2 separate regions of the Homo sapiens genome follow, and region 1 is linked to region 2. The links are chromatin contacts, found by Hi-C or POLR2A ChIA-PET in ENCODE. All regions are on one chromosome and are shown on one strand. Each heading gives the region's core, a stretch centred on a gene start or an enhancer-like site at or near the end of the contact. The rest is flanking DNA. Distances are from core to core; before and after follow the strand shown. Region 1 holds the start of SLC8B1 (solute carrier family 8 member B1). Region 2 holds the start of OAS1 (2'-5'-oligoadenylate synthetase 1).

Region 1 (5,644 bases), core at 1-2,500, 430 kb after region 2:
CCACCATGCCCAGCTAATTTTTGTATTTTTAACGGAGACGGGGTTTCGCCATGTTGGCCAGGCTGGTCTGGAACTCCTAGCCTCAAGTGATCTGCCGGCCTTGACCTCTCAAAGTGCTGGGACTACAGGCGTGAGCCACCACACCCAGCAGAGGAATTCCAGAACCTGCCCAAGGTCACACAGCAAGAGGGTCACAGAGCCCACAGCCCCTCCGACAGGGAACTTAAGGGCAAGAAGGAAGTTGAGTTGCTCAAAGACCGCGGGTTAGCAGTGGGGCCGGGCTGGTCACCACCATGTGCCTCTTCCCTCAAGACCAGGGCCAAAATGGCTTCAATATATTTCAAAGGAATTAAACTGGAAAAACAAAAGTCCTCAGCAAACTAAATTTCCTGTTTTGGCTTTTTCATGTGTTCTACGATGAGTATGTCTTATTTTTGCAATCAGGAAACCAAACCCCATAAAAACGTTTTTTTCTTTAAGTCTGCGCAGGTGTTTCTCAATGTACTGGCAGCCTGAGGGGAGGGAGAGGAGGTAGGGAGGGGAAGAGAGGTCAGAAAGGCGCCTGTCCCAGCCAGGTTCCTTACCTGTCCACGGAAGACACGGCCCTTCCTCTTCTATGGTTCTCCCGAACCCCTCCAACTGGAGTCCGAGTTACTCTATTTGGCACCAAGTTCAAACAGGACACCCCTGGTTTCAAATTCGTCTCGGCCACTTACTATCTGTGTGGCCTTAAGGAAGTCACTTCACCTCTCTGGGCCTCTTATTCCTCATGTGTGAAATGGACACAAATGCTGGCCGACGCGGTATACAATAAGAGCTCAATAAATGTTCGCGTCCCTGATGTCCCCAACACCTGAAGATCAGCATGCGTCTCGTCTCTCTTTGCTGCCGATTTATTTTACTGATTCACTAGTGAGCATTTATTGAGCGCCTTCTGTACGCGTGGGCCGATGCCCAGCGCTCGGATGGTCGCCGACCTGCTAAGGGACAGGGGCGGGAAATCGGGGCTGCGCTTCCCAGGAAAGAGACCTCAGGAACATCTCCGTGCTCCGTTTCCCGTCCGGACGGAGGCTGAGAAGTCGAACTCGGGGCGCCCGGGTCCTCCGGCCGTGCGGGGAGGCGGCTCTTTCTTACCTCGGGCCGGGCCTGGGACCAGCAAACTCCGAACCTCGACCTCGCAGGGCCTCGCAGCCTTCCAGGTCCCTGGCCGCCGGACCGACCTTGCGCCAGCGAAGCCGCCAGTCCGGGTGCCCCGCCTGCTGCAGCGTCCGGGCCCCTACTCTTCCCGTCCGGGCCCGCCCCGGCTCGCCCCGCCCCGGTCTCGGCCACGCCCTCAGGACACGCCCCCTCGGGGCTCGCCCCGCCCCTGCCCTTAAAGGTACAGCTCCCGGGGAGCTTCGTAGGGTCTTCCCACTCTCCACCGTCCTCTCCCTCCGCTTTGAAACTGAGATACAAGCCGATGGGTAAGGACTGCAGGAAGCCGGAGAGGGACATTTAGAGGGTGAAACTAGGAGGTTCATTTCCCGAGGGTAGAGGAACCAGAGGGTGTCAAGCTGCTCCTGGTAATGAATGGTGACAAAGAGGTTTGGGAAAATCCCAGGTGGAGAAAGCCCCACCCTGCCCAGGAAAGTTCTCGCGGTTTCACTGAAATCCTTCTGAGATCCTAATTGGGTTCAACATTCCCCTCTAGTAGCATAGCTTTTTTTTTTTAATTTAAATTTTAATTTTTTAAGCCAGGGTCTCACTCTATCGCCCAGGCTGGAATGCAGTAGCAGCTGTCACGGCTCACTAAAGCCTCGACCTCCGAGGCTCAAGCAATCCTCCCACCTCGGCCTCCCAAGTAGCTGGGACTGCAGGCAAGTGCCATCATGCCCGGCTAATTTTGTTCATTTTTTGTAAAATGTTCTTACTATGTTGGTCAAACTGGTCACGAACTCCTGGGCTTATATAATCCTCCCGCCTCAGCCTCCCACGTAGCTGAGACCACAGGTGTGTGCCACCAAACCAGGCTAGTTTTTAAAATTTTTTATAGAGACGAGGTCTCTATATGTTGCCCAAGTTGGTCTCAAACTCCTGGTCTCAAGCGATCCTTCTGCCTCTGCCTCCCAAAGTGTCAGAGCTGTGTAAACCAGAGCAACTCCATCTCGAGTGGGGCTGGGTAAAATGAGGCTGAGACCTACTGGGCTGCATTCCCAGACGGTTAAGGCATTCTAAGTCACAGGTTGAGATAGAAGGTGGGCACAAGATACAGGTTATCATAAAGACCTTGCTGATAAAACAGGTTGCAGTAAAGGAGCCAGCCCAAACCCACCAAAACCAAGATGGTGACAAGAATGACCTCTGGTTGTCCTCACTGCTGCACTCCCATCAGCGCCATGGCAGTTTACAAATGCCATGGCAACGTCAGGAAGTTACCCTATATGGTCTAAAAAGGGGAAACATAGATAATCCACCCCTTGTTTAGCATATCATCAAGAAATAACCATAAAAATGGGCAACCAGCAGCCCTCAGGGCTGTTCTGCCTATGGAGTAGCCATTCTTTTATTCCTTTACTTTCTCAATAAACTTGCTTTCACTTTACTCTATGGAATCACCCTGAATTCGTTCTTGCGCGAGATCCAAGAACCCTATCTTAGGGTCTGGATCAGGACCCCTTTCCTGTAACAAAAGTGCTTGGATTACAGGTGTGAGCCACCATGCCCACCTTTTTATCTAATATTTAAAATTTGTATTTAATTTTTTCCCTTTTCTTTTTGCTAATCTCTGTATTGTTCCAATTTTAGTATATGTGCTGCCGAAGGGGGCACATAGCATCGTTTTTAAAAGAAGGTGGCAAACAAATCAAGACCGAGGAGTTAGTGATCTGCTGATGGATGTACCAGTATCTCCCCCTATTTCCAGTTTCCCAGCCTCCTGGGGAAGCTCTGTTCATCCTGCCTTTTCTTCTGTTGGGGGGATGGGGGAATGGGAGGAGGCAGGCATGGGGCCTGGACCTGGGGTCCTTAAGGCTGGAGTGTGTCCTCCCAGGCCACTCCTGCCTGCAGCCCCACTTCTGCCATTAGCATGCATCTAGTCACCCCATCTCTTATCCTTACGGTAGGACCTGCTTCCTCGTCATGGGCAGGACCCAGGCCCAACGCCAAGCCTGGCATTCAAGGCCCTTCAGCATCCAGCCCTAGCACACCTTTCTGAAATCGTCTTTCACCCCTACCTCCACCTCCTGCCCAGTAGTGCTCCCTGTTCCCTGAACGTATCGGCCTCTTGCTCACAGCCACCTGCCTCTGCTCCTTCCGAGCCCCCTGCCCTGATGACACCCTATCTCTTTTCCACCTGACAAACTCTTACTCATGTTGTCAGGCTCAGCTCAGAGGTCACCGCCACTAGGGGGTCTTCCACCCTCCCCCCAACCCCTCCACATGGCCACAGGGCTCCCCACCTTCAGAGCACACCTCTAATTCCCACCTCTGGGCAGGTGACATTGTGATCTGGAGCATGATGTGTTTGGAATCGCAGAACATCAGGTTTCTGTAGGACCTTCTATAAACACTTAGAGCCTCTCTTTGAGCCTCAGTTTCCCCCTTGGTGAAATGGGAGTGATACTAGTACCAACCTCCTGAGGTCCTTCCAGATGTTTTTCCTTATCTTTTTTGAGACAGGGTCTCCTTCTGTCACCCAGGCTAGAATGCAGTGGTGTGATCTTGGCTCACTGCATCCTTGACCTCCTGGGCTCAAGCGATCCTCCCGCCTCAGCTTCCCAAGTAGCTGTGACTACAGTCGTGTGCCACCATGCCTGGCTCGTTTTGTTCATTTTTTGTAGAGACAGGGTGTCACTATGTTGCCCAGGCTGGTCCTGAACTCCTGGGCTCATGCAATCCCCCCACCTTGGCCTCCCAAATTGCTGTGATTACAGGCATGAGCCACCATGCCTAGCTGAAATAGGACACTGTGAAGAGCCCCAAACCCCATGCTGGATGCTGAGTCAACACTCCCTCAGTGGAAGGGTTTGTTGTCCCCATTAATTATTCCATTGTTGGCTGGGCGTGGTGGTTCGCACCTGTAATCCCAGCACTTTGGGAGGCTGAGGTGGGCAGATCACCCGAAGTCAGGAGTTCAACACCAGCCTGGCCAACATGGCAAAAACCCGTCTCTACTAAAAATACAAAAATTAGCCAGGCATGTGGCACAAGCCCACAATCTCAGTTACTTGGGAGGCTGAGGCACGAGAATTGTTTGAACCTGGAAGGTGGAGGCTGCAGTGAGCCCAGATCATGCCACTGCACTCCAGCCTGGGTGACAGTGAGACTCCATCTCAAAGAAAAATAAAAAATAAAAATTATTCCATTGTTACAACAATGCATTAACTTACCTTTCCATGTCCCCCACAGGCTGGGAGCACCTCGAAGCAGCACCAGGCCAGGTTCATCCCCATGTCCAGGCTGCCAGCACAGGGGCGTTCACAGTAGTGTCTGTGTGTCACAATCTCCAAGCCTGCTCCGGGGTCATCCTACTCCGGGGTCAGCTTTTCCCCAGGTCATCTGCTGCTTGAGAAGTAACTCCAGAATTGCTGAGTTTGAAGTCCTCCTTCCCCAAGGGGCCTGACCCTGGTAGCTAGGGTGAGGCTTAGATATCACCATTCTAGGTCAGCAGAGCAGGTGGGTTACTACCTCCCTGTCTCCCAGGACTGGGGTAGAGCAGGAAGCAAGGGGTGTTGGGGGAGAGTATGAGTATCTGTTGAGAGACTCCTGGAAAGATCCAGGCGGGGAGAGGAACCCCTGGGGACAGAGAAGAAAGATAGATGGGGCCTGGGATAGCCCCTGGTTCACCCCTGCTCTGGTAGACAGTGGTTAGGGTTAGGGCCTATTCCCCAGGCTGAGAAAGGCCATTTTGACATGTTAGGAGCAGACTTAGAAGTCATCCAGATCCGAGCTCAAATCCCAGCTCTGCCATTTACTGGCTATTTGGCCCTGGACCAGTTATTTTGTCTTTTTGAGTCTCAGTTCCTTACCTGGAAAATGGGGATGAAAACAGCACCTATAGGGCCCACTCATCAGGCTATAGTGAGGATTGAGATTTTATATGTCGGCTGGGCACAGTGGTTCACACCTGTAATTCAGCACTTTGGGAGGCTGAAGTGGGAGGATTGCTTGAGGCCAGGAGTTCGAGACCAGCCTGGGCAACATAGCAAGACCCTGTCTCTACTATTATAATTTTAAAGAACAAGGAGATTATATAATAAAACCCATAGCATAGTGCCTGGCACTTGTTAAAGTTGAATAAATTGAAGCTGCTATTATTATTATTATTACTTTTTTTTTTTTTTTGAGACAGAGTCTTGCTCTGTCGCCCAGGCTGGAGTGCAGTGGCACAATCTCGGCTCACTGCCAGCTCCGCCTCCTGAGTTCACGCCATTCTCCTGCCTCAGCCTCCCAAGTAGCTGGGACTACAGGCGCCCGCCACCACGCCCGGCTAATTTTTTGTATTTTTAGTAGAGACGGGGTTTCACTGTGTTAGCCAGGATGGTCTTGATCTCCTGACCTCGTGATCCGCCTGCCTCGGCCTCCCAAAGTGCTGTGATTACAGGCATGAGTCACCATGCCTGGCCAAGCTGCTATTATTATTATTTATTATTATTACTGAAGGTAA
Region 2 (5,371 bases), core at 980-3,479:
TCTTATACAGTAGGAGTGGAGAGTGTCAACTCATGAATAATCTGGTTAAGAGGTTAAGGGTTTGTAAGAAAGATAGTTGGCATTTACAAAATATTTCATCCAACAAAAACAGGAAACACATTCTTCTCAAACTCACACAGAACATTCACCAAGACATATTATGTTCTGGGCTAGAAAACACACTTTAACAAATTTCAACAGAGATATGTTATGCAAAGCATGCCCTTTACTACAATGGAATTAAAAAAGAAACCCACAAAAGAAAGATAGCTGGAAAATTCCAAAATATATGGAGATTAAAGAACACACCTCTAAATAACACATGGGGCAAGGAAGAAGTCTCAAGAGAAATTTTAAAATATTTTGGGCCAGGCTCAGTGGCTTACGCCTATAATCCTAGCACTTTGGGAGGCTGAGGCAGATGGATCGCTTGAGCCCAGGAGTTCGAGACCAGACTGGGCCACATGCAGAAACCCCATCTCTACAAAAAATACAAAAATTAGCCAGGCATGGTGGCATGTACCTGTAGTCCCAGCTACTTGGGAGGCTGAGGTGGGAGGATCACCTGAGCCCAGGAGGTCAAGGCTGCAGTGAGCTAAGATTGTGCCACTGCACCCCAGCCTGGGCAACAGAGTGAGACCCTGTCTCAACAAAATAAATAAATATATTTTGAATTAAATTAAAATGAAAAAACAGCCTATCAAAAAGTGTGGGATGTAGTGAAAGTAGTGTTTAGAGGGAAAGTTATAGCATTGAATGCATATATTAGGAGAAGAAAGATCTAACTCAGAGAGGGATGAACAGGTGAGGCATAGGGGATTTTAAGGTAGTGAAACTCTTGCAGGGCAGGGGAGCCCCAAAACTGGGACACCGTCCGGGAAGGCTCTTGGCTTCGTCCAGGAAGGAATTCAAGGGTGAGCTAGAGGAGGAAGAAAAAGGTTTATTGAGGCAGCAGGGTTACAGTTCTGTGACTGTCCCTGCAGAGCAGGGCCACCCCATAGGCAGTGCCTGGAGAGCAGCAGCTCAGGGCACTTCTATAGTCACATTCATACCCACTTTTAAATACGTGCAAATTAAGGGCAGGTTATTCAGAAATTTCTAGAAGAAGGGTGGTAACTGGGTCATTGCCAGGGAATGAGTAAACTGTTCATGGTGCTGGTGCTCATGCCAGCCAGTCTTCAATCTGGCCCTGAGTCAAGCCCCACCTCCTATCTCAAAACTATTCTGCATGGTGCTGTAATGGTGGATACATGACATGTTATGTTTGGCAAAATCCATAGAACTGTAGGACACAAGAGTGAACCTTAATGTAAACCTTAATGTAAATGGACTTTTGTTAATTATGATGTATTAATATCAATTCATCAATTGTAACAAATGTATCACAGTACTGTTAATAATAGAGGAACTTATTGGCAGGAGAGAGAGCTTATGGAACTCTCTGCACATTCAGCTCAATATTTCTGTAAGCCTAAAACTGCTGTGAGAAATAAAATCCAACCTGGGCAACATAGCAAGACCTTGTCTCTACAAAAAATAAAAAATGAGCTGGGTGCAGTAACGCATGCCTGTAGTCCCAGGTATTCAGGAGGCTGGGGCAGGAGGATCCCTTGAACCCAGGAAGTTGAGGTTGCACGAGTCATGATCATGCCCCTGCACTCCAGCCTGGATAACAAAGCAAGATCCTGTCTCCAAAAAATAATAAAATAAAATAAAAATCTACTAATTGAAAGGGAAAAAAGCATAGTATAATACCATTCTTAACAAAAAGAAAAGAGACCTGTGTTTGTGTGTGTGTTAACATTTGAAAAAAATCTGGAAAGCTCTATATCAAAACGTTTATAGAGGCAATTTTGTAGTGTTAGAATCATAGATGATCTTTCCACTTCCTGGTTTTTCTGACTTTTTTTCTTTTTGCAGTGGGCATGTATTGCTGGAAAATACCACAGACAACTGTGAAAGGATTTCATCAACAACAAAAAAAAGATAAAGAAGGAAACACAAAATCTGTTAAATAAGATTTATGTTGGCTGGAGGTTAAAATGCATTTCCAGAGCAGAGTTCAGAGAAAGGCTGGGCTGCTTGTTGCTGGCTAAAGGACAAAGGGTAAGTTTCAGGAAGCAGAAGAGTGAGCAGATGAAATTCAGCACTGGGATCAGGGGAGTGTCTGATTTGCAAAAGGAAAGTGCAAAGACAGCTCCTCCCTTCTGAGGAAACGAAACCAACAGCAGTCCAAGCTCAGTCAGCAGAAGAGATAAAAGCAAACAGGTCTGGGAGGCAGTTCTGTTGCCACTCTCTCTCCTGTCAATGATGGATCTCAGAAATACCCCAGCCAAATCTCTGGACAAGTTCATTGAAGACTATCTCTTGCCAGACACGTGTTTCCGCATGCAAATCAACCATGCCATTGACATCATCTGTGGGTTCCTGAAGGAAAGGTGCTTCCGAGGTAGCTCCTACCCTGTGTGTGTGTCCAAGGTGGTAAAGGTGAGTCCAGGCCTGCCTGGCCAGGGGAGGGGTGGCTGAATGTGCAAGAGTTGAGATTGAGAATGAGAGAGAGAGAGAGAGAGAAGCAAAAACCTAGAACCCAGGGTGCAAATGTGAGTACAGAGAGCTGAGATCTTCTGGGATGGTGGTTTCTTATTTATCCACACAGCATGTTAAAATAGATTCTGGGGTGAAATCCTACATCCCTATTATTAACAAGTGACCCTCCCCCCTACTTCCCGCTGAAGTTTATGAACCACTGTCCTGGGCGATGCCCATTTCAGAAATAGGGAACTGAATCCCAGCTCTGGTAAACAGTTTGCTAATTCGTGGCCAGGCTAGGGGCTCACCATTTCTGCAGTGAAGAATCATATGTTTTGAAAGCAAATAGCACCTGCTGGCTGCAAGACCTTGAGCAAGTCACTTAACTACTCTGTGTTCCAATTTCCTCAGCCATAATCCCCAATACTGTTGCAGTCTTGCCAGTGCACCTTAATGTAGCAGCTTCTCACTGAATTAGTACCCAAGGTTCTTTGTCCTGCATCCAAGAAAATTAAGGAACATGGACACAAACGTGAGCTTGGAGCAAAAGTTCAGTAAGCAAAAGAAGAAAGCTGTCTCCACTGTGGAGAGGGAAGTCTGAGTGGATTGCCAGATTGCAGCTGAATGCAAAAAACTTTTATAAGAAACCACTCTCCTCCCTGTAACTGTTTGAGAAACTTTTTATCAGTAAAGCTGTGCAACTTCCCTTACCTTATGCAGCTGTGGGTATATCTCTAGGCAAGCATAAAGCGCTGCTTCTCTTGTATGTATAACTGTGGATTTGTTTTAGGTAAGTCCCACTCCCTGCGCCAGTTTCAGGCAGGCCGCTCCTCCAGGGCCCAGCCTTGACCATTTACCTAACTGATTTTTCCTCTACTTTCCCTCAATACCTCATAGGGCCGTGTAGATTAAGTAAAATAGTAAGTGTGAACCACCCAGCATAAGCTAGTCCTGGGCATCGTAAAGGACAATGGGAAAAGAACACAGATCCTGGAAGAAGGCCCCCAGGTTTGAATTGTATTTGCCACCTACTAGCTGGGTGATGGGGCTGATATATTATCTCACTGAGCATCCATTTTCCCATCTGTAAAATGGGAACTAATGATAATGGCATCCAAATCATAGCATCATTGTGAGCATTATAGGAGTTTAAGACATGCAATGCCTTCAGAACAGTGGCTAGTGCTCCATAATGTTAGTGATTGCTCCTGTCATTTTATTTAGGGAGGTTTGCCTCACTAAGCATCAATTATTATTTTTGTCGTCTTTTTCAGGGTGGCTCCTCAGGCAAGGGCACCACCCTCAGAGGCCGATCTGACGCTGACCTGGTTGTCTTCCTCAGTCCTCTCACCACTTTTCAGGATCAGTTAAATCGCCGGGGAGAGTTCATCCAGGAAATTAGGAGACAGCTGGAAGCCTGTCAAAGAGAGAGAGCATTTTCCGTGAAGTTTGAGGTCCAGGCTCCACGCTGGGGCAACCCCCGTGCGCTCAGCTTCGTACTGAGTTCGCTCCAGCTCGGGGAGGGGGTGGAGTTCGATGTGCTGCCTGCCTTTGATGCCCTGGGTGAGAGCTCCCAGCTTCTTTTTCTCCCTCTTCCCATTTCTGAGCAGAAATCTCCCACAGTTTGAGAGCTTTTTGCCCCAACAGGGCATCTCTCTAAAGCAGGGTGGGAGGAGATCTTAGGATCTGTCCCGGGGCAAGAATGAATACGGTCATGATCTATCACAGGAGAGACATTAAACAGCAAATTGGCATAATGTGGGGACAAAGACATTTCTTACAGAACATCTGCAAGGCTTACTGGTTCTGTTTAAGGCAAAATGTGTGAATTTTATCTTTCTAAAATCAGGCAGCAAAGATGTGGCTTAAAGTTCATGTTACTCTCATCTTTGTCCCAACATGAGATCTCATCAAACGTATGCAGCACGTTGGGAGATAGATATTTATAATTTGCAGGAACATTTGGACAGGAAGTGTAACCTCTCAGAGGCTCCCTTGCCACATCAGGAGAATTGGTAAAACCACACTACCTGTATCATATCATTATTTTAAGTGATAAATGATCATCTACATTCAGCTCTGATGAGTAATAGGTGTTCAAAAATAGGAACTTCCAGCCAAGTGTGGTGGCTCATGCTTGTAATTCCAACACTTTTGGAGGCTGAGGCAGGAGGGTCGCTTGAGCCCAGGAGTTCAAGACCAGCCTGGGCAGCAAAGTGAAACCTCATCTCTACTAAAAATTTTAAAACATTAGCCAAGTGTGGTGGTACATGCCTGTGGTCGCAGTTATTCAGGACGCTGAGACTGAACGATCACATGAGGCCAGCCAAGGATTCGAGGTGTCAGTGAGCCACGAATGTACCACTGCACTCCATCCTAGGCACAGAGCAAGAGCAAGACCCTGTCTCAATCAATCAGTCAATCAGTCAAAACTATGAATTTCCCAGCTGTATATGAAGGCACCTCAAAACACCACAGTGAACTCACAGAGGGACACGGAATAGTTTAGATTTTAATTTTTTGAGGGAAATGCGATGACATCTGTCACACACCGCACAAACGGCTACTATTAAACTGAACTTACTGATTAGTGGCTACTAATTAATAGTTGGTCATTAAGCAGTAATTAGTGATTAATTATCAAGTAATTAGGACTTAATTAAAGGAACTGTCACAGTTTCCTTTAGTCCTAGGGCAGCCATGAAAAAAAAAATGCTGACTCTCCAAAGACACCAGGGTATGAGAAAGTTTTGGATTCTCTCCTTTGTGCCATCTCCTGTGTTGGGGGCTGAAGTACAATGGTTGTAAAAGACAAGAGGGAGAAGGCTGGTCACAGTGGCTC

What was found. Hi-C counts contacts between places; a loop is a spot of excess contacts on that map. ChIA-PET counts read pairs that join two places held with the same protein, here RNA polymerase II (POLR2A). Pooled maps may share reads with other maps.
Region 1: a pooled map shows a loop between it and region 2 (3-fold over the local background). The contact joins the promoter of SLC8B1 here to the promoter of OAS1 in region 2. A Hi-C loop is called at or near these places in 2 of 37 single-sample maps with no recorded cell type and 4 of 50 pooled maps. POLR2A ChIA-PET finds 5 or more read pairs at or near these places in 2 of 52 experiments (B cell and Caco-2).

Annotation. Positions count from the first base shown.
Region 1 is chr12:113,333,859-113,339,502 of GRCh38, forward strand. SLC8B1 (solute carrier family 8 member B1) reads right to left here and starts at 1,251. Exons shown (of 16, transcript NM_001358345.2): 1 at 585-1,251. RefSeq lists a silencer at 1,172-1,461.
Region 2 is chr12:112,904,733-112,910,103 of GRCh38, forward strand. It overlaps OAS1 (2'-5'-oligoadenylate synthetase 1), which reads left to right and starts at 2,230. Exons shown (of 6, transcript NM_016816.4): 1 at 2,230-2,487; 2 at 3,804-4,092. The coding sequence starts at 2,308. RefSeq lists an enhancer at 2,071-2,510.